2 separate regions of the Homo sapiens genome follow, and region 2 is linked to region 1. The links are chromatin loops, found by intact Hi-C in ENCODE. Cell type or tissue: MCF 10A. All regions are shown on one strand. Links, peaks and the distances in the headings refer to the core of each region. The heading gives the core; the rest is flanking DNA.

Region 1 (12,387 bases), core at 1-8,000:
ACTTCTTTCTGGAGAGCAGGGGTGGGCAGGGAGTGAAAGGTAGAGAGGAGGAAATGCCAGGACTCTGTGGGCACGACTCAGCCTCCGACCTGCCCTGATGGTGTCTGGGCCAGGAGCAGCTTCACAGTCTTCCTGCCTCCTGGGAAAGCTCCCAACTGATGGTGTTTACCCTTTAAGTGAGGAGGAAGGATCCACACAGGAAACAGACTTTGTGAACCAAAGATGGAACAAGTGCAACAAACAGAGTCACCTATCCATTGCCCTGTATGATGGAGGAAGAGCCCACAGGATGCTGTCTCTTAAACCTGAAGATTGTACAGTTACCTTTTGAAGACAAGCCATTCTTTCCCCAACTTGGGTCTTCAGACACATTTCCAGTCTGACCTGAGAAACTTGTCTTATTCTTTAAAAAGCCTTTCAGTGATGGATTATCACTGCAAAAAATGTTTTGTCTTTATAGATTATAAAATGTTCTAGATTCTCATTTCAAAATTCGTATAGAATTTGTGGACCTCCAGCATGTCTGCAACCCCCTAGAGTTCACAGGCCCTAGTTTGAGAAACACTGCAAAAGTGAATAAGAAAAAAAAAGTGTAAGGCCGGGCACGGTGGCTCACGCCTGTAATCCCAGCACTTTGGGAGGCCGAGGCAGGCGGATCACAAGGTCAGGAGATCCAGACCATCCTGGCTAACACCATGAAACCCCATCTCTAAAAAAATACAAAAAATTAGCCAGGCGTGGTGGCGGGCGCCTGTAGTCCCAGCTGCTCAGGAGGCTGAGGCAGGAGAATGGCGTGAACCCAGGAGGCAGAGCTTGCAGTGAGCCGAGATCATGCCACTGCACTCCAGCCTGGGCAACAGAGCGAGACTCCATCTCAAAAAAAAAAAAAAAGTGTAAAGCCTGGACTTAGAATTGAAAAGAACATTAAAGATGATCTAGTCCAGCCTCTGACTCAGGTAGAAGTGCTTTCTCTCCCATTGGGGACTTTCTGTTTAGTATCATCAGTGACAAATTATGTTCAGCTCATGCATCTGTAAATCTCCTGAACCCTCCCCACCCCCTGACCCCCCAAAGTAATCAGTCCCTTGCCTGGGAAAGCATGATGGTTAAACATCTGGGCTCTGTAGTCAGACAAACCTGCATCTGAATTCTAGTCTATTGCTGTGAGGCTGCAGGCAAGCCACTTAACTTCAATGAGCCTCAGTCTCCTTATCTGTCACCTGCCTCACATGGATGTTGTGAAGGTTAATGGGACCATGAAGATGAGGACTGACTGGGCACAGTACCTGGTGCCGAATAAGAACTCAAGAAATGTTAACCCTTATTGTTCAGTGAATCTATTAGCTGAAAATTTTTTTCTAATTGATACATAATAAATGTATGTATGGGGGGCACATGTGATTATTTAATACATTCATATAATGTATATAAAGATCAAATCAGAGTAATCGGGATATCCTTTGCCTTAAAAATTTGTCTTTTCTTTATGCTAGGAACATTCAAATTATTCCCTTCTAGCTAGTAAATAAATCTGTTAGTTGATGGCACTCATTGTAGCATGACAATTTGTTTCCTTATTAGTCTCCACAAGCTCTTTGAGAGCAGGTCCATCTCTTATTCATCCCTGAAATTCTTCTGCATTTGCCCAGTGCCAGAATTGCACTCAGCAGATGTGGACCTACTCTGCACCTGTTGAAGGTGGGGTGTTCCTTTGCTGGACAGCTCTAATTGTGGGAACTTACTCTTGTTAGGAAGTAGTAGAGTGTCTCCATTCGAATCATAATTTGCCTCGTTCTACAGTCCATCCATTGATCCTGGTTCTACCCTCTGGGGCAAAACAGCATGTAGAAGTCAAATTCCTTTACCCCTAACAGTCCTTCAGCCCTTTGAGGACGGCCATGATACCCCCACTTACTCTTACCTCCTCCAAGTTAAACACCGCCCAGTTGCTTTGACTGTTTCTCTCACAAATGGCTTCTGCTCTCCCACCCCCTAGTTCACTCGTTCACGTCTAAACACACTGCAGCTCACTGATGTTTTTCTTAATGTGTAGTTTTCACAACTGGACACAAAATTACAGTGACAGCCCAGCCAGAGTAGAGAATGTGTGATCACTAGCATACATTATTGAAACAGCTTCCACTCCAACTCGAAGCAGCACTTGTGGGTAAGGCTGACTGGAGAGGACATAGAGCCCTGACTAATAGAAAGAGAAGGTCTAGGTGAAATGTTTGCTGTGCACTCTTCAGTGCAGATAATCCACATGTGGATAATAGGAAGCTGACCAAATCTTTACCCCCAAGGGTAGAAATGGATGTGCCGGGTTGCTAGAATGAACAGTGCTGAGCAGAGTTAGTAAGGGACATCTTAAAGGAGGGGGCATTTGGAGAAAGGTAGGGCTTGACTGACACCAAGACCCAGGACCCTGCATCACTTTGTCTCTCCTTTCAGATGACCAGGACCTGGATGAGCTCCAGCTGGAGATGGAGGACTCAAAGCCACACCCCAGTGTCCAGTGTAGCCCTACTCCAGGTGAGGTGGTGTCTGGGGAATGGGGACGAGGGGGAATGGAGAAAGGGCACCCAACCACCTAGTTGAGGTATTAGTTCAGCCTGGCATGTCTGCAGCCACATTCTTTGCCTGACTCCCAGCCTGCTGCAAGAGGGCCCTCCTTTCGTAATTCCTGGGGAAGGAACTGGAGTTCTTTCCCTTGGGTGGCTGCTTGAGGGGAGTAGCATGAATGGAGGCGAAGTCAAGCAATCAGCCAATTAGCATTTATGCATCCAGGATAAAACTACTGTTACACAGGAGAGAAGCAGGAAAGAATGCCTTGACCCCATTGCTCAGGGTGGCACGTGGGACTGCTTTTGAGTAATCCCTCAGTCTAAGACCCATACCACAGAATCCTAGAGCCAGGTGGGACTCCAACAGGTCACCTTCTCCATCCCTCCCTGCTCCATCCCAGGAAGATTACAGTCTCTGTTAAAACTCTGCACAGTGGAAAAACTCCATAGTATCCCTGGGTAAGTCCTTACAGCACCATCTAACGCTTATAGTTGCGGAAGCCTCCTTTAGCATCTAACCTAAATCCATCCTGCTATAAAGAAAGCAAAAAAGAAAATTCTCTTTCTCTTTGGTGCAATTCAACTTGAGACATTTAGAGTGAGGAAGTCCCTTCGCTTGCATATAAAATGCTAACAGGCCACAGAAGGTGGCAAGCAGCATGCTACTTAGGCAAGGATGGGATTCTTCAGAATGAACAGAAGTGATGAACAGTTTGCTTCTTCTATTTCGTTCCACCTCCGTTTTCCAGTTTTCCAGCTTTCTCTGGCCCAGGACCCTTGCCTTCTCCCTTTACCCTCTCTAAAGCCTATAGAGTGATTGCCTGGCCTTGCCCAGCCCGAGTTTTCAGTGCTTGGTGACAACAGCACGCCCTCTAGTGCCAGCTTGGGGCCAGAGCACTAACCCAACCTGGAGGAAGCAGGTGCTGCTTCTGACTTGGAAAAACACACATGCTGCATTCACAATGCCATGGAAATTTCACCTCTGAAAACCAGTAATCAGCAGGGATGAGGTAAAAGAGGAAGTTCCAAAAGACAAAGTCCAACTCGAGCTTGCTTCTAAAATAACTCACACCAAATGGTCAAATAATTATGGTACATTTTATGGTACATAAAATATGTTTTGAGTAATATAAAAATATTTCTCTGGGAAAAAATTTGGGAAAGTCTGCTTGATAAAAATGTGACTTAAAGAGAACGAGAAACGCATATACAGTTGTCTTAGTCCGCTTCGTGTTGCTATAACAGAATACCTAAGGCTAGGTAATTTATAAAGGAAAGAGTTTTGTTTGACTCACAATTCTGGTGGCTGGGAGGTTCAAGATTGGACAGCTGCATGTGATGAGGGCCTCAGGCTGCTTCAACTTGTGATGGAAAGCAGAAGGGGAGTGGGTATGTGCAAATAGATCACAGGGTGAAAGAGAAGCCAGACTCCCTTTAACAACCCACTCCTAGGGAACTAATCCATTCCCTGGATTGATTGAGAACTCACTCACCCTCACAGAAGGACATTAATCTGTTCCTGAGGGATCTGTCCCCATGACCCAGACACCTCCCACTAGGCCCCACCTCCAACATTCCCACATTGGGGGATTCCATTTCAGCATGAGTTTTGGTGCAGACAAACCATATCCAAATGATAACAACAGTAAAATCTTAATTTAGCTTGAAAACCTATATGTATGTATGTATTTTTTAAAGACTGGACGGAAGCATACCAAAATAATGAGTTATCTCTGAGAGGTGAAGTCTCATGTCATTTTAATGTTTTCATGTTATATTTTCAAATTTTCTACAGTTATCACCTATTATATTTGGTAATAAGAAAGAAAAGGTTTAAAAATAGCTCCCACAAAAGCCTCTCAAATTCCCAAGCTACCAAGAAACACATTGAAGAACAAGAGTGGAAAGCCAAAGAAAATGAAGAAATAATATTTCCAAAGTTACAAGGTGATTTAGGAACAGACTTTGGAGAGAGGGATGGAAAACACCAGGATCTCACGCATCTCGTGTGGACCTAGGTTGGAAAACCCCAGAAGTCATCTGTATTTTGATTTACTGTACTTGAGGCAATTTACCTCCGAAATACTGATTGACTGACAAGTATTCAATGTGGTCTGTACCCCTCTCACAGAGCAAGGGAGAGCCAGCCTGGTATAATATTTGGTCAGGACTCTCCCACAGTGGAGGACTTAGTGGATCACTGGGGACTGACTGAGAGAAACAGAGCCTCAGGCATAGACTGGTTACTGTCTGGGCAGTCCCTCATGCCTCTGTCCCTACCCACCATAGCTCCCAATTCTGATACCCTCTCCACTCCTTGATGGCAGCCTGTCCTTCCTTTCTTTCCAGTGCTGTCCTTCACTTAACATTTCCTCAATATCTGGGTTTGTACTGTATTAATTTGTACCATGTGTGTGTTTTTTTGTTTTTTTTTTGTTTTTTTGGGGAGAGAGAGAGTCTTGCTCTGTTGCCCAGGCTGGAGTGCAGTAGAGCAATCTTAGCTCACTGCAACCTCCGTCCCCCGGGTTCAAGTGATTCTTCTGCCTCAGCCTCCCAAGTAGTTGGGACTACATGTGCGTGCCACCACACCCAGCTAATTTTTTGTATTTGTAGTAGAGATGGGGTTTTGCTTTGTTGGCCAGGCTGGTCTCAAACTCCTGACCTCAGACAATCCATCCGCCTCAGCCTCCGGAAGTGCTGGAATTATAGTCGTGAGCCACCATGCCTGGCCTATATGCGTTCTATGTTCTGGTGTATTGAGAGGAGGGTTAGGGTTCACCCCACTTGCAGCTCTTCGGAAGAAGAGTCGTGTATGTCCCACAGCTGGGAGTTCTCTAAGGTGAGAGAACCTCCAACTTGGAGTTCTCTGGGGCCAGAAACAGGGTCAGCCTCCCTTAGACTGGGAGTTTTCCGAGGGCAAGGGCCATGTTCATCTCCTTTTGATTGGAAATTCTCTGAATACAGAGGCTGACCTTGGTCCTGAAGACCTGGTCCCACCATCCTCTGGCCCAGGGTTAATGTCTGATCTCTCCTACAGGCCCCTTCAAGCCCTGTGAGTACCTCTTTGAAAGCTGGGGCATCCGCCTGGCCGTGTGGGCCATCGTGTTGCTCTCCGTGCTCTGCAATGGACTGGTGCTGCTGACCGTGTTCGCTGGCGGGCCTGTCCCCCTGCCCCCGGTCAAGTTTGTGGTAGGTGCGATTGCAGGCGCCAACACCTTGACTGGCATTTCCTGTGGCCTTCTAGCCTCAGTCGATGCCCTGACCTTTGGTCAGTTCTCTGAGTACGGAGCCCGCTGGGAGACGGGGCTAGGCTGCCGGGCCACTGGCTTCCTGGCAGTACTTGGGTCGGAGGCATCGGTGCTGCTGCTCACTCTGGCCGCAGTGCAGTGCAGCGTCTCCGTCTCCTGTGTCCGGGCCTATGGGAAGTCCCCCTCCCTGGGCAGCGTTCGAGCAGGGGTCCTAGGCTGCCTGGCACTGGCAGGGCTGGCCGCCGCGCTGCCCCTGGCCTCAGTGGGAGAATACGGGGCCTCCCCACTCTGCCTGCCCTACGCGCCACCTGAGGGTCAGCCAGCAGCCCTGGGCTTCACCGTGGCCCTGGTGATGATGAACTCCTTCTGTTTCCTGGTCGTGGCCGGTGCCTACATCAAACTGTACTGTGACCTGCCGCGGGGCGACTTTGAGGCCGTGTGGGACTGCGCCATGGTGAGGCACGTGGCCTGGCTCATCTTCGCAGACGGGCTCCTCTACTGTCCCGTGGCCTTCCTCAGCTTTGCCTCCATGCTGGGCCTCTTCCCTGTCACGCCCGAGGCCGTCAAGTCTGTCCTGCTGGTGGTGCTGCCCCTGCCTGCCTGCCTCAACCCACTGCTGTACCTGCTCTTCAACCCCCACTTCCGGGATGACCTTCGGCGGCTTCGGCCCCGCGCAGGGGACTCAGGGCCCCTAGCCTATGCTGCGGCCGGGGAGCTGGAGAAGAGCTCCTGTGATTCTACCCAGGCCCTGGTAGCCTTCTCTGATGTGGATCTCATTCTGGAAGCTTCTGAAGCTGGGCGGCCCCCTGGGCTGGAGACCTATGGCTTCCCCTCAGTGACCCTCATCTCCTGTCAGCAGCCAGGGGCCCCCAGGCTGGAGGGCAGCCATTGTGTAGAGCCAGAGGGGAACCACTTTGGGAACCCCCAACCCTCCATGGATGGAGAACTGCTGCTGAGGGCAGAGGGATCTACGCCAGCAGGTGGAGGCTTGTCAGGGGGTGGCGGCTTTCAGCCCTCTGGCTTGGCCTTTGCTTCACACGTGTAAATATCCCTCCCCATTCTTCTCTTCCCCTCTCTTCCCTTTCCTCTCTCCCCCTCGGTGAATGATGGCTGCTTCTAAAACAAATACAACCAAAACTCAGCAGTGTGATCTATAGCAGGATGGCCCAGTCCCTGGCTCCACTGATCACCTCTCTCCTGTGACCATCACCAACGGGTGCCTCTTGGCCTGGCTTTCCCTTGGCCTTCCTCAGCTTCACCTTGATACTGGGCCTCTTCCTTGTCATGTCTGAAGCTGTGGACCAGAGACCTGGACTTTTGTCTGCTTAAGGGAAATGAGGGAAGTAAAGACAGTGAAGGGGTGGAGGGTTGATCAGGGCACAGTGGACAGGGAGACCTCACAGAGAAAGGCCTGGAAGGTGATTTCCCGTGTGACTCATGGATAGGATACAAAATGTGTTCCATGTACCATTAATCTTGACATATGCCATGCATAAAGACTTCCTATTAAAATAAGCTTTGGAAGAGATTACACATGATGTCTTTTTCTTAGAGATTCACAGTGCATGTTAGTGTAATAAAGAGATAAGTCCTACAGTAGTAAAATCTATTGAACTTTGTTTACCCAGTTCCCTGAATTATTTGGTAACAGGTTTTTGTCTGCTTATTTGGTTTTCCTGGAATATCTATTAACATGACAGAACTTAGCACTGTTCTCTCCCAGGGAGCTCATCTCTGTACCACCTAGTGCTACCGAGTGACATCACAAAATGCCACCACTTCCTGAAAGCCCCGATCCTAGAATGAACTGCCAGAGGTAATTGATGACTCCATCCACCAGTAGAGACACTCAGCACTTTACCTCCCACCTCTCTTATCCTATGCTGGGAAGGATGAGGAGAAGCCTGCCGTTGTGGTTCCAGACTCAGACCCCTGAGTTGGGGCAGGGAGAAAGGGATCCCTGTGTGTTCTCTCACCACCCTGCCATCAACCCCAGCAAGCCCAAGCACCAGTGAAAGTTTGTCTGCTGCAAGAGGGATAGTAGGGTTCCTGGGTCCTGGCAGGGCTGTCTGGATTCCCTCTGGCTCTTTGTTGCCTTCTTATGCTTCTCCACCAGATGCCCCTGCCACCTCCTGTCACAAGCCAGGTCCTGCCTACTCTTTGGGACAAGGAGGCCTTAGCCAGAAAACAGGAGAGATTTGAATTGTAGATATTGCATTTTAGGAAATTGTAGTTTTCTGGGACCCTGGGTGTCTCAGATAGGCCGCTGACCCTTCTGCCTCTCCCCTCATGACCTTTCTACCTGTGGTTTACCACGTGTCTCTGAGCATTTCCAGAATGCCCCCCTCACCCAGCCCCAAACACACACATATTCAATCTGAGAGTGAGGCGGTAAGAGCTGGGGCATCCTTCCAGACATTAAAGGTAATTCTTGGAGACATAAAAAGAGAATCCAAGACTCAGCAAAGGGCAAGACTTGCTCTAGAGTACCCCAACATCAGTCACATCTACAAGACAGGAGTCTAGAATTCTGAGACCAGATGGAAAACAATCTTCTTCCTGAATTCTGGCAGGTCCTCAGCCAGGCCCTATCCCCAGGGGCTCCACTATTAAAACAACAAACCTGAGGAAAACCCTTCTTCTAATTTTGTAGTTCAAGTTTCTGCAGCTTAGCTTCTCTGCTATCTCCCTGCTGTCCCCAATGCCTAGTGGAAATTCTGACACAGGACAAAAAGGCTGCCTAGGCTGAGGTAGGTAGGGTAGCTCCATGGGTGAAACTTGCTACATTTCTAAATCTTATCTGACTAATTGCCTGGTCTCTTATAGGCTCTGAAGCAGAATGCGCTGACCTTGTAATCCCAGAAGAATCTTAGGGTCCTACCATGAGGCCAGCCTCGCTGTAGGTACTCGCTAATGATGGCAGGTGTATTTATCAGTTGTTTATTTGAGAACCCTGCTCTCCCAATTTCCCCAGGGCTGATCAAGAGCCCTTAAAGGAAGGAGTTTGCTCTACTTTGGATACTGAGAATTGGTGACTCTTATCAGGGAAAGGAGTTCTTTGCTTCAGGGATGACAAAACTTGTACAATTTTTGGGAGCCTTGACTTGTAAAAAGTCACCCCAGATCCCTTCTCACTTCTTGCCCACGCCATGTGATCATTGTTCCCCTTGGAGTTAGGGAGTCTGTGTTGAGGTGGAGCACAGTGACCATGTGTTAGAGGTTTAGGAGTTACAGGAACTGCTCCCTACAGGTGGCCTCTTCTATGAAAAGGGGACCGATGATTTTTGGCTGCAAGCTGAAGGGTAGCACCACTGTCACCTTATCACCTGCTTCTAAAGATCCAGACGTCTGCTGGCCAGAGGAGCATCTGCTGAACCTTCTCATTAGAGGAAAGGTGTGGAGGAAGGGAGTGGAGGTGTTTGCCATGAACTATTTTCATTATTCAGAAAGTCTGGTCGATGTACACTTACCCGAAATAAAGCTGAGCAGTACAGTTTCTTTGTTTTTTGATTTTGACTGAATTTCTAGCAAGTCAGTATGTTATTTTGACTGAATTTCTAGCAAGTCAGTATGTTATTCCTTTGGTTATCTTCATTATGATCCACAGAAGATTATGTATGTCTTTGATCACAAAATCAAAAAACAAATTATTCATTGCATGCAAATGCATTTTGTTGGGTTGGCAAAATCTTCCAGAATGGTATCCATGGGGAAGAATCTGTCCAAGAGGGCTGTAGTGGTGGCAACGCTGAGAACTGCTGACTGGGTGTGTGTTGCCCTGTGCTCTGTGTGCAGTGCATTGGCAACTGGTGCCAACCACAATCTCATCTCAGACCGATTTGTGGAAGAGAACCTCTTATGGCAGAAATGGTTTTTATAAGCAACTTTGAACATACCAATGGTGAAATCCAAAAAACGCAGAGCTGAGATTTGAAGACTATGGATGAACAGAGCCCCTAGCTGGGACTTCTCCTTGCTTTCCTCTCTCCTCCTCTAGCCTCCAATATCTTTCTAGTTTCCCTTTCCAGGAAGAATAAAAGGTCTAAAGAGTAGGGGAAAGGAAAAAGGAAGAGCTGACAATAAATAGGCCTGAGTGACAATAACGGGAAGTTGCTAGAATGCTTTTTTGTTTGTTCTTCTATGTTTTCTTTAAATTTTTTTACCTTTTTTAAGCATTTTTATTTATTTTTTATTTTTTTATTTCTTATTTCATAAACCAACATCAGAACTACAGTAGCTAGAACCCTTGATCCCGTCTGGTACCATCTAACTACCTCTGCTCTGCTTTATAGCAAGCTCTCCCAACCCCCACCCACCCACCACCCACCACCCCCCACCTCGCACCCCGCCCCCCACATCACTTCTGGGTTTCAGTTCCATGCTCTCTCCAGTTGCTTGAAGTATAAGGATTGTCAAGATGTAAATATTTGGATTCTTCTGTATAATAAAGCACAAGTGAAGTACGATGTGTGTCCCTCAACTCCTTTCTGCTGCCTCTGGTGGAGCCATGGAAGTGGCCAGAGGTATTTGAGAGAGGAGTGATCAGTGGCAAGGCTCTTCCTTAACCTGTCTTCTGAGTTCTGGGGCACCTAGGGCACAGCCAAGGAGGCTCAGAGTTGAAGTTTGGAGGCATCAGAATCCATTCCACTCACCTATATCAAAGTGCCCTTTGTGTGCTTGCCAGTGGATTAGACATAGAAAAATCTAAAGAAAGCAGTGGGCTGGGCGCGGTGGCTCACGCCTGTAATCCCAGCACTTTGGGAGGCCGAGGCGGGCGGATCACGAGGTCAGGAGATCGAGACCATCCTGGCTAACACGGTGAAACCCTGTCTCTACTAAAAATATTAAAAAAAATTAGCCAGGCATCGTGGCAGGCACCTGTAGTCCTGGCTACTCGGGAGGCTGAGGCAGGAGAATGGCGTGAGCCTGGGAGGTGGAGCTTGCAGTGAGCCGAGATTGCGCCACTGCACCCCAGCCTGGGCAACAGAGCGAGACTCTGTCTCAAAAAAATAAATTTAAAAAAATAAAAATAAAATAAAAATAAAAATAAATAAAGCAGTGAGCAGGTTGGGCCTTCATTATTCAGACCCTGAACACCTTCTCAGACCCAACCCTTAATGCTGGGGTTTCCTGATAATGTGAACCCCAAAGAATCAGCTTGCTTTCCTGGCCTTGAGTGCACTCTCTCACTCACTCTCTGCCTTGGGAATCTTTACCCCCCTGTCCCTGGCCCAGCCTTGCTTCAGAGTGGGATGATGCCCTCAAGACAACCAGGTAGCCCCTTCTCAGGGGAGGGAAGATGGAGTTCAACAAAACTTGCAATCATGGGGCCAAGGTGCTAGCCCCAGAATGGTATTAGGGCTTTACTGATCTAATGCCTGACTCCCTTCTGAGTGGAAAACTGGTGCCTTCATGAGTACCTGCCCTCCACTCTTGAAAACAGAGTATTTCAAACCCTCCATCTTTCTGGCTCAACTACAGGGAAGACCATTTCTTCAGCTGTTCTTCTTAGACTGGATTAAGAGACAGAAACTCAGGAGTTAACTCAAGTAAGTACGTGTTTCTTGAGAGGATCCATGTGAAGCAATAAGAGAGGCAGAATCTCAGCAAATAGATCCAAGGCCAAAAAGAACAGTAAGACTGGGCCTTGTGGTACCTGAAACTAGAGGCCATTCTGAATTTAGTCTGTGATTATTCCCTGTGGTGCCCACAATTAGCCGGTTCAGCTGCTCTCTGGAGGCCTGTTTTTATAGCTATCTGCTTCTCAACCACAATCAGCTGCTCCCACCCACCCCTTTTGTTTAAAAAGCTTTTCATAAATTTAATCTTTGAATAATACATTCACGTGGTTCAAATAACACGTTCTTAACAAGCTTCCCTCCCATCTCTGTCCCTACTGGCTCGCTTCCCAAGCCCTCATTGGTTACCACTGTTATTAGTTTCTTATATATCCTCCCAGAGTTTTGAAAATATATATACCAGCAAGATGCATATATATGCTTATTTTTCCTTTTTACCCAAAGTAGCACACCACAGTTCTGCTTCTGCTTTTTTAACCTGTAATATAGCTCAAAGACGTTTCCACATCAGTAAAGAAAGCATTCTAACATTTTTGAAGCAGGTTATATAGCCCATTATGTAGATGTATCATGATTTCATCTTATTCCCCTTCTGATGGACATTTGGGTTGCTTACTCTTTTGCTCTTATAAACAATACTTTAAAAAGTAACCTTGCATGAATGCAATTCAGCACCTGTGTAAGTAAATATATCTGTAAGATAAATTCCTAGAAGTGGAATTGCTGGGTCAAAAGAATAATTTTTCAGAGGATACATGTGAAGCAATAAGGGAGGCAGAATAATTCTTTTGGCCTAGCAATGGGGTAAAGAAAAGGTATGATTATTTATTGCATAAATGAATTGTTTCCTTTGGCTCATAGCCTGTGTTTATGGGTAACTTCTGCTTATGTGTACCTCACTATGATCCCTGTCCTTCCTCAAGGTCTCTGGATGCATCCTTTCAGCTTTCAGTTCCTGGGGTAATTTCCTTGTTGCTTTCCTTTTTAAGTTTCCAA
Region 2 (8,000 bases), core at 1-8,000, 110 kb before region 1:
GCTGGGATTACAGGTGTGAGCCACTGTGCCCGGCCGGTCCTGCAAATTATGGAGCCCTTTCTCCCCTTAACCTAGGGGCTAGGGCAGGAGGGGATGAGAGGAAGGGGTCTCCCTCTCAGGGATGCCACAGGGGAGATGAGGCAGCCTTTGTCCAGATGGGCAGGAGGTGGCCCCAGGACTAGAGGGGAGACTGAGCAACCTTGGGTTGGAGGTGCTTCTTGGCCTGAGCGTGGCATCTGCAGGGGCCAGGGACTATGGGGTGCATTGTGCTAGAGTGGGCACAGGGGGCACACCAGAGTCTCAGTGTTTCTGGGAATGAGGCAGTTGTCAGGCTCTGGCAGGCAGGGATTCTGCTTGAAAGGGAGGGCAGAGGGCCCATCCCACAGATGTCAGATCCTGTGTGTGTTGGCCTCCTTCCCAGTTTCTTATAAATCTAGCAGAGTGGGTAAGTGCACAAACCCCAGAGCCACTCCACCTAAGTTCAGATTCTGGCTCTGCCTTTTACCAATCCTTGGGGAAAGATTTACCCTCTTTGTGCTTTAGTTTCCTCACCTGTAATAGAGGGATGACAACGATGCCCTTGTTAAATGAGTTAATATATGCAAAGTGCCTAGAACGGCGTCTGGCACACAGTAACCATTCAATGGATGTTAGCTATTATTTTTCATTTATTCAACCTGTGAATATGTATTAAGTATACACTTAGTAGTAGGCACAGCTGTGCTAGGTGCTGACACTAACTTTCACTGCAAAAAACAGAGTCCCTGGTCCAGCTGTGGAGATAAATTCTTAGTAACGCCCCAAGTGAGCGCCTGGACTTGGGAAATCCTACCACTGACCTGCAGAGCCCTGCTGGCTCAGCCTCTCCCTCCAATCTCCCACCCTCCTGCTGCAGTTTTTCTCTGTCCTGTGGAGTGAGGAGTTGCATGAGTCCTCTGGAGGAAGGAGGTGCTTCCAAAGTTTCCCTCCTCCAATTTCGTCGCAACCCTCCTGACTCCAGCAACTGGAACTTTAGGTTTGTTCTCTGGTGGAAGTGGGATCAGGAGACCCTGGGCTAGGACGCTGTCTTTGCCGCCAACATGCTGAGTGCCTTTGGACAAGTCCTCTGATGCCTTTGGGTCTGTTTCCTGTGGGGTGAGAGTTCCTGACCCCAGGATATTACAGAGACAAATGATGGTGTATAAAGAAAGATACAAAGAGGGGAGAGAGAGAGGAGAAGGAGGGGGGAGAGAGAGAGAGAAGGGGCATGAGTGAGCCAATGAAGAGGAGACTGTGATGTGAGGGAGGTGCCAGGGTCCCCTGAGATTTGCAGTGTTCACTCCGTGAGACTTGAGATCCCAGGGGCCGGGATAGGACATGGCCATCATCAGCACCTCGAGGGCTGTGTGCCTACCCAGAACAAGGCCCCCCATTAACTATGTGCAGCCAGTGGAAAGAGGAATGCCTACCCCCCCGCCAGCCGACGCCACGCCAGCCCTCGCCTCGTTGCCCACTCCCCTACTCTGAATGCAGAAGCCCAGGGTGCCACCTCCCCCTCTGCCTGCCCTGCCTCCACCTGCCAGAAAGCATTAGCTTCACTGTCTAGATTGGCATGGGGGCGCAAAGGCACCATGTTGCGGGGCCCAGGGCACCTGCTGGGGGTGGGGCTTGGGGTCAGGAAATACCTGGGCTAACCCCTGGAACCCTAGCATGCCCAGTGCCAATGAGCAAATGGCCCTAGAGCCATAGGGGTAAAGAGTGTAGTAAGAGGGGAAGGCTTGGAAGCTCAGAAACTTGGCCTGGGGAGCCCTTCTGACACCTTACTCCAGCCCCTTACCCCTAACCTCGGCTGGGACCTCCAGATGGGCAGATCAAGTCATTACACCCCACCATTTGCTTAGTGTTTGACCCCCTGGGAATGTGATCACTGGGAAGTTCTTCCTAGAGTCCCTCCTCCTTCCTATCATAGTGTCCCCAAGTTTCCCTCCTATTTTGGCCAGAGGGGAGAGAGCCCAAAGCTAACCCCTTCTTTGTTAGCCCCATAGGCAATGGTGGGGTGACCTGGGTTTCATTTCACTTTCTCCATGAGGAAGGGATCCTGGCCTATAAAGGCAACCTTGGAGACGCCACACCTGCCATCCCCAGGGATCCTGGAGGGGCTGCCTGCTGCTGAGGAGGTCAGAGGCCTCTCCCTGCTCCTCCTCAGAAATCCACACATCCACTCAGCCTGCCCGCCCCACAGTGTTCTGGGCTGCAGCTAGTCCAGGCAACATCTTTGTGAGAAATAGAAAAGGGTGCCCCTTGCCCCAGTGGCCCTACCACGTGGGGAGCGGGCAGAGTTGATGAGTGGGGCAGGAGCAGATTTTGTCCTCTGGTTGGCCCCTTGGCCAGACACCTTTGTCTAGACCAGGCCACAGTGGCATATTTCTATGAGTCAGCCTGGTCAATACTTAGTTAAAAAAAGTGATTTAAAACATATTTATAAAAGATTGCTTAAAGGAGGTTTATTCTATGGATTCCCTTGGATATCCTAAAGCCTTTCACTCGAAGTATGGTTCACAGCCCAGCAGCATAGCATCGGCATCATCTGTGAGTGTGTGAGGAATGCAGAAGCTCAGGCCTCAACCCTGACCTACTGAGCCAGAATCTTCATTTTAGGGTTTGCCAAGCACTGCCTCAAGCTTATTCATGGAATAAGTCAGATCATCAGTGGAGCTGCTGGACAGCCACTCTCTACTCCATCTCCTACAGAAATGCTTTTACCTAGTTTGTACTTAGGTGATGCACCATTGGTTTATATCCAGGTCTATAAGAAACAGCCCTATGGACATCACGGTTGATTTACTGCAAGGATGTGGTGAAGAAATGGGTTCAGACCAGAAGCCTGCTGCTCTGGTGGGGTATTTGGAAGAGGCAAGGAAGCATCAGCTTCATTTAGGATGTAAGGGGCTGACTGAGATGTCTCTTCCTCTGGGAAACCTTCCCTAATCCCTCAACTCTGGGGGAGGCCTCCCCTCTGTGTGCCTGCCCTGCCGCAAGGCTCATTCCCTTGGGTTCAGATTCCTGGTTACTTGTCTGTTTCTCAGACCAGGCTGGGACCCCCAAGAAAGCAGGGGCCTGGCCACCATTGCTCTCCTGGTATCCTCAGTGCTGGCCCAAGCCCTCTGCACATGGATGCTCAAAAATATTGGTGGAATGAGTAAAGAGATGAATGAGTGAATGAATGAATGAACAAATGACTGGCCAGAGGCTGGGAGGTACAGAGCAGAAAAAAAAAAAAAAACAAAAACCCTAGGCTGGAGCAGATGGACCTATTTGAGAGAGAGGGAGGGAGGGCAGCCCTCTTCAGACCTGGTAGTAGCACTAACCTGGCTCCACCACAGGCAGGAGCCCGAGGTGTGGCTTCCAACCCAGACGGCTGCGGTGAGGATGGAGCCGCACTGGGGAGCCTCTTAAGCTGCCAGCCAGTCAGCTCGTGGCCAGGCTTGGGTTTCATTAGAGTGAGACATCTGTTCTATAAACCCTTCCACTTAGAAGCTTTTGCCTTTCCTATTCATTCTCTTGATTTTTTTTAAAGAAAACTTCTTTTGAAAATTTCCATCCAATTCCAAACAAGCTAGGACGAACAAAGGTATGTGCCTGCCCCTAGGCTTGGATAGAGGACTCTAGCAACTTGAGGCTGTGGGTTCTTGAATCTCCACAGTGTGCCCGACACTTGCCTAGGCTCTGAAGATCCCAGATAAGTAAGACTTGAATTTTGCATTAACAGAGATTACAATTGGGTCAGAAAATTACCATTGTGTGCGTTAAGCATGAGGCAGGAGACAAGCATAGGCTGGTTGTGGGGGGACTTAGAAGGTGGGTAGGATGGGGCAGCAGTGGGAAGGAATGTGTCTCATTGTGGAATCCTGTGAAGATCCAGGGAACTGGGGCCAATGGCCAGTTAACCCTGGGAGAGAAGCCTGGCAACACCAAAGCCCATGGCCATGCCAGCAAATCTCAAGTGTTTATTGAGCATCTACTATGTGCCAGAGCCTGGGGAAAGTGCTGGGGATACACAGATGAGTATGATGAAACAATATACAGAAATAAACATCCAATTTCATTTAATGACATAAAAACTGAGAATTATTCATGAGATGCCATGGGAACCTAGAGGGGAGCCCTCAGAAAGCCTGAGGTTCACGAAGACTTTCAGAGTTTGTTTTTTTGAGACAGAGTCTCACTCTGTTACCGAGGCTGGAGTGCAGTGGTGTGATCTTGGTTCACTGCAACCTCTGCCTCCCAGCCCCCCAGGTTCAAGCAATTCTCCTGACTCAGCCTCCCAAGTAGCTGGGATTACAGGCATGTGCCACCACACCCGGCTAATTTTTATATTTTTGTAGAGATGGGGTTTCACCATGTTGGCCAGGCTGGTCTCAAACTCCTGGCCTCCAGTGATCCGCCTGCCTTGGCCTCCCAAAGTGCTGGGATTACAGGCGTGAGCCACTGCGCCTGGCCCAGAGTTTGTTTTTTTAAACTAAATATAATATACATAATAGAAAAGCGTACATATCATAAGTGTATAGCTTGGTACATTTCCATAAGCAAATACACTTGTGTAACCAGCACCTGGACCAAGAAAGAGAACATCATCAGCTTTCCAGAAGCCCTCCACCCCCATGCCCTCTGCTGGTCACTACCCACCCCCACAAAGATAGCAACGATCGTGATTTCTAACAACATAGGTAGGCTGTGCCTGTGTTTTGAACCTTATCATAAATGGGGCATTATTTTGCATCTGGCTTCTTTTCCTCACCATGTTTGAGGATTCACCCATGTTGTTGCTGGTGGTCATAGTTCGTTCATCCTCATTGTGGCATGGTACTTACTATGGGTGAATACAACCCAGTTTACGCATTCCACTGTCGATGGGCAACCAGACATGTTCTAGTTGGGAGTATCATGGCTACCACCGCTATGAGCAGTTTCGTACGGTTGTCTAGTGAGCATATGGATGTGTGTCTGTTGGTTAAGTCCCCAGCAATGGAATTGCTGGATCAGAGTAGATCCAAGGGAGTCTCAAGGGGGTGAGAATGACTTTCCTAGGTGGAGAAGTGTGGGATGGGTCACTGGCTTGGGCCAGTGATGGAGGGCGAGCAGAGGGAAGGACAGGAGGAAGCCACAGTGGGAAGAGGGGCTTGAGGACCAGCAGCACACTGAGGCTCTGCTGATTGTTCCCCGCTTACCTGGGTTAGTTTCCAGTGGCTGCCGTGACAAAGTACCGCAAACTGGGTGGCCTAAAACAACAGAAGTTTATTCTTTCACAGTTCTGGAGGCCAGAAACCCAATATCAAGATGTCAGCAGGGCCACATTCCTGTCAATGGCTCTAGGGGAGAACCCACTGCGTGCCTCTTCCAGCTTCTCGTGGTTACCACATCACTCCAATCTCTGCCTCTGTCTTCACCTCACCTTCTTCTCTGTGTGTGAGCTCTGCGTGTCTACACAAGGGCAATTGACATTGGATTTAGAGCCCACTCAGATAATCCAGGAGGATCTCCTCATCTCAAGATCTCTTACTTAGCTACATCTGCAAAGGCCGTTTTTTCAAGTAAGATCATATTCACAGGTTCCAGGGATTATGAGGTAGACACACCTTTAGGGAGGCCACCATTCATCCACCACACTTTCCCTCACTCCCATGCTAACACCCCCAGCTCATTTCCCCCCTTTGCACAGCTCTGAGGCAGGCCACTTTCTGATGGCAAATCATGTCTCTCTTGGCCAGCTCAGGCCAAGCTTCCTCCAGGAAGCCCTCCCTGACCCACAGGTACTTGAGATTCCTCCAGCACTAATGTATAAGGCTCTGTCCAGCAGTATCTGTGGGTCTGAATCTCTCCTCAGACCGAAGTTTCCTGAGGGCAGGGAACACACACTGTTCACAGGGGCACACACACTTTCTCCAGTGCTCATCCAGGGCTCTGCATAAACTGGTTCTGGCAATAAGGAACTTGGGCTGAAGTCACCTTTCCAGCAGTGTCTGGTCCAGCCAGGGCATCATGCCCAGTAACAGCCCCGATGTCCAACACTTCCCCATGTCCTCTTCTCCCCCTAGACACTGCCACCTTAGGGGTCCTGGCTGTTACTTCGTCCCAGGGCCTGACTGGTAGTCTTAGTTACACACACAACACAGGGGAGGGAGGAAGGAGCTTGGGGCAAAGGGAGGGAGTCCAGCCCTTTGCCTTTCCTTGGAGAAGGCAAGGGAGACAGGAATGCCTTTGGCTGGGAGACCCTGGCCAGAGATCAGAAGATCAAAGGATGAGAAGATCAGGGGCGAGGCAGGTGGCACTCACTTGGAGGCACCAGAGAGAAGCGGCAGCTGCTGCCTCCTAAGGGCAGGGCTGACCCAGAACGCCCTCCTCTACCCACAGCCTCCCCAGCCTATCTTTCCTAACTTTATAGCCCTGCTTCTCCACCAGGAGGGGCTCTGTTGGTTACATGCAGGTGAGGAGAGGGATGTCCACTGACATTCATGCTACACCCATGGGTTCTCCCATTTAAACCTCACAACATTATCTTATGGGGAATATTAGATACTATTTTATAGATGCAGAAACTGAGGCACAGAGAGGAAAGGAACTAGTCCAATATCAAACAACTGCTAAGTGTTAGGGCCAAGATACAAACTCTGGCAGTCTGACCCCAGAGCCACTGAGGATTACATTATAAGGGCAGGCAGAGAACTCTATTCAGTCCAACTGCAGCATGAGGGAGTGAGGCTAGGTATCAGGAAGGACTTCTTGTTGGGCAGGTATTTTAGATCCAGATCTTGGATCTAGTCTTTCTATAGCTCTGATGAACCAAATAGTTCGGGAGTTAGGGAAGAGGGCAGATGGGTGGGGCGCTATCCAGAGGGAAGGGCATACGAGAGAAGCGGCAGAACGAGAGAGGATCAGCGCGGAGGGTGGCGGGCACTGGACCGCAGAACTGGCACTCGAGGTCCCAGGGGCCGGAATGCGCTTGGAGGGAGAGGGCCGCTCAGCGAGGGCGGGACAGAACCTCTCCCGGGCTGGGAGTGCACGGCGCGGTGCGCCCAGGTAGGCTTGGGGGAAGGGTGCCGAGCTCCGGAAAGTTCCACAGGTCCTCCGCAGCCCTGGGGAGCAGGACCCAGAAACCGACGCGACGGGTGGGGCGCTACCCGGGCCGGCCCTAATCCCCTTCCATTGTTCTGGGAGCCGAGGCCGCCTCCCCACTTCCGGACCCTTTCAGCCATGGAGCGGGCGGCGCGGGCAGGGGCGGGCAGGGGCACGGCCAGGCGGGCTGGGGTGGGCAGGGGCGCGCGCGCGAGGCTGGTCCCCGCCCCCGGGGCCGCCGCTTAGCTCCCGGGTACGTGCGTGCAGCTAGGGGCTCCACTGAACCACCTGGCGTGGGTTCGCGCTGCCAATTCTTAACTTTGTGGCACAGTGGGAAGTAACTTGATATTTCCGAATCTCCGTTTCTTCATTTAAAATGGGAATAAATAATGCTTCGTTCCCTGACCTATTAAAAAGGATCAAATTAAATGAAACCAAGGATGTTCAAGAGCTCTATAAACTGCAAAGACGTGGAGTGGGGGTCTGGAGAGGCGGAAAGGTGGCGAAACCTCTTAATTTTGCTGAACCTCATCTGTAAAATGGGTCAGTGAAATCTTTAGCACAGTGTGTGATCCAGCAAACGTAGCTCTTTTTATTATATGCTCTGAACTTTATCTTCTGCTCTTTTCTCCTAGATTCAAATTGAGTCTGGGATCCTGTCCAATTTAGAAAACCCTCTGGCTAGGGTAGGGGTAAATGGTGTTTGGGTGCACCTGGGTGTGTGTGTGTGTGTGTGTGTGTGTGTGTGCGCGCGCGCGCGTTGGTGAGTTGAGTTGCTGGGTTGGGAAGGAGGGTGCTCTGATGTAAAAGAAAAGCTCCCATCTGGGATGGGGTTAGTGAGGGTGGTGGGGGTGGTGAGGGTGGGACTCTGAATAGAGGGCTTTCTCCAGTTTTCCACCCCCAGACAC

The links. Hi-C counts contacts between places; a loop is a spot of excess contacts. Peaks named below come from ENCODE experiments on the same cell type or tissue, not always from the same donor. Only the 100,000 strongest peaks of a DNase experiment are listed, where the experiment ranks them.
Region 2: a loop joins it to region 1, with 8 times the contacts of the local background. A loop is called at or near these places in 10 of 110 quality-filtered maps.

Annotation. Positions count from the first base shown.
Region 1 is chr1:202,312,351-202,324,737 of GRCh38, forward strand. It overlaps LGR6 (leucine rich repeat containing G protein-coupled receptor 6), which reads left to right. Exons shown (of 18, transcript NM_001017403.2): 17 at 2,452-2,532; 18 at 5,602-7,411. The coding sequence ends at 6,857. Among named protein-coding and RNA genes, the nearest start is that of UBE2T, 23 kb to the right of the region's middle. RefSeq lists a silencer at 6,071-6,231. In MCF 10A, for the core only: a CTCF peak has its summit at 3,461 (motif pointing left); a DNase peak (open chromatin) is centred at 3,431.
Region 2 is chr1:202,207,182-202,215,181 of GRCh38, forward strand. All of the region lies in intron 1 of LGR6 (leucine rich repeat containing G protein-coupled receptor 6), which reads left to right. Among named protein-coding and RNA genes, the nearest start is that of LGR6, 17 kb to the left of the region's middle. RefSeq lists enhancers at 6,479-6,979, 6,980-7,480. In MCF 10A, for the core only: CTCF peaks have their summits at 315, 3,357 and 6,420 (motif pointing right); DNase peaks (open chromatin) are centred at 380 and 6,430.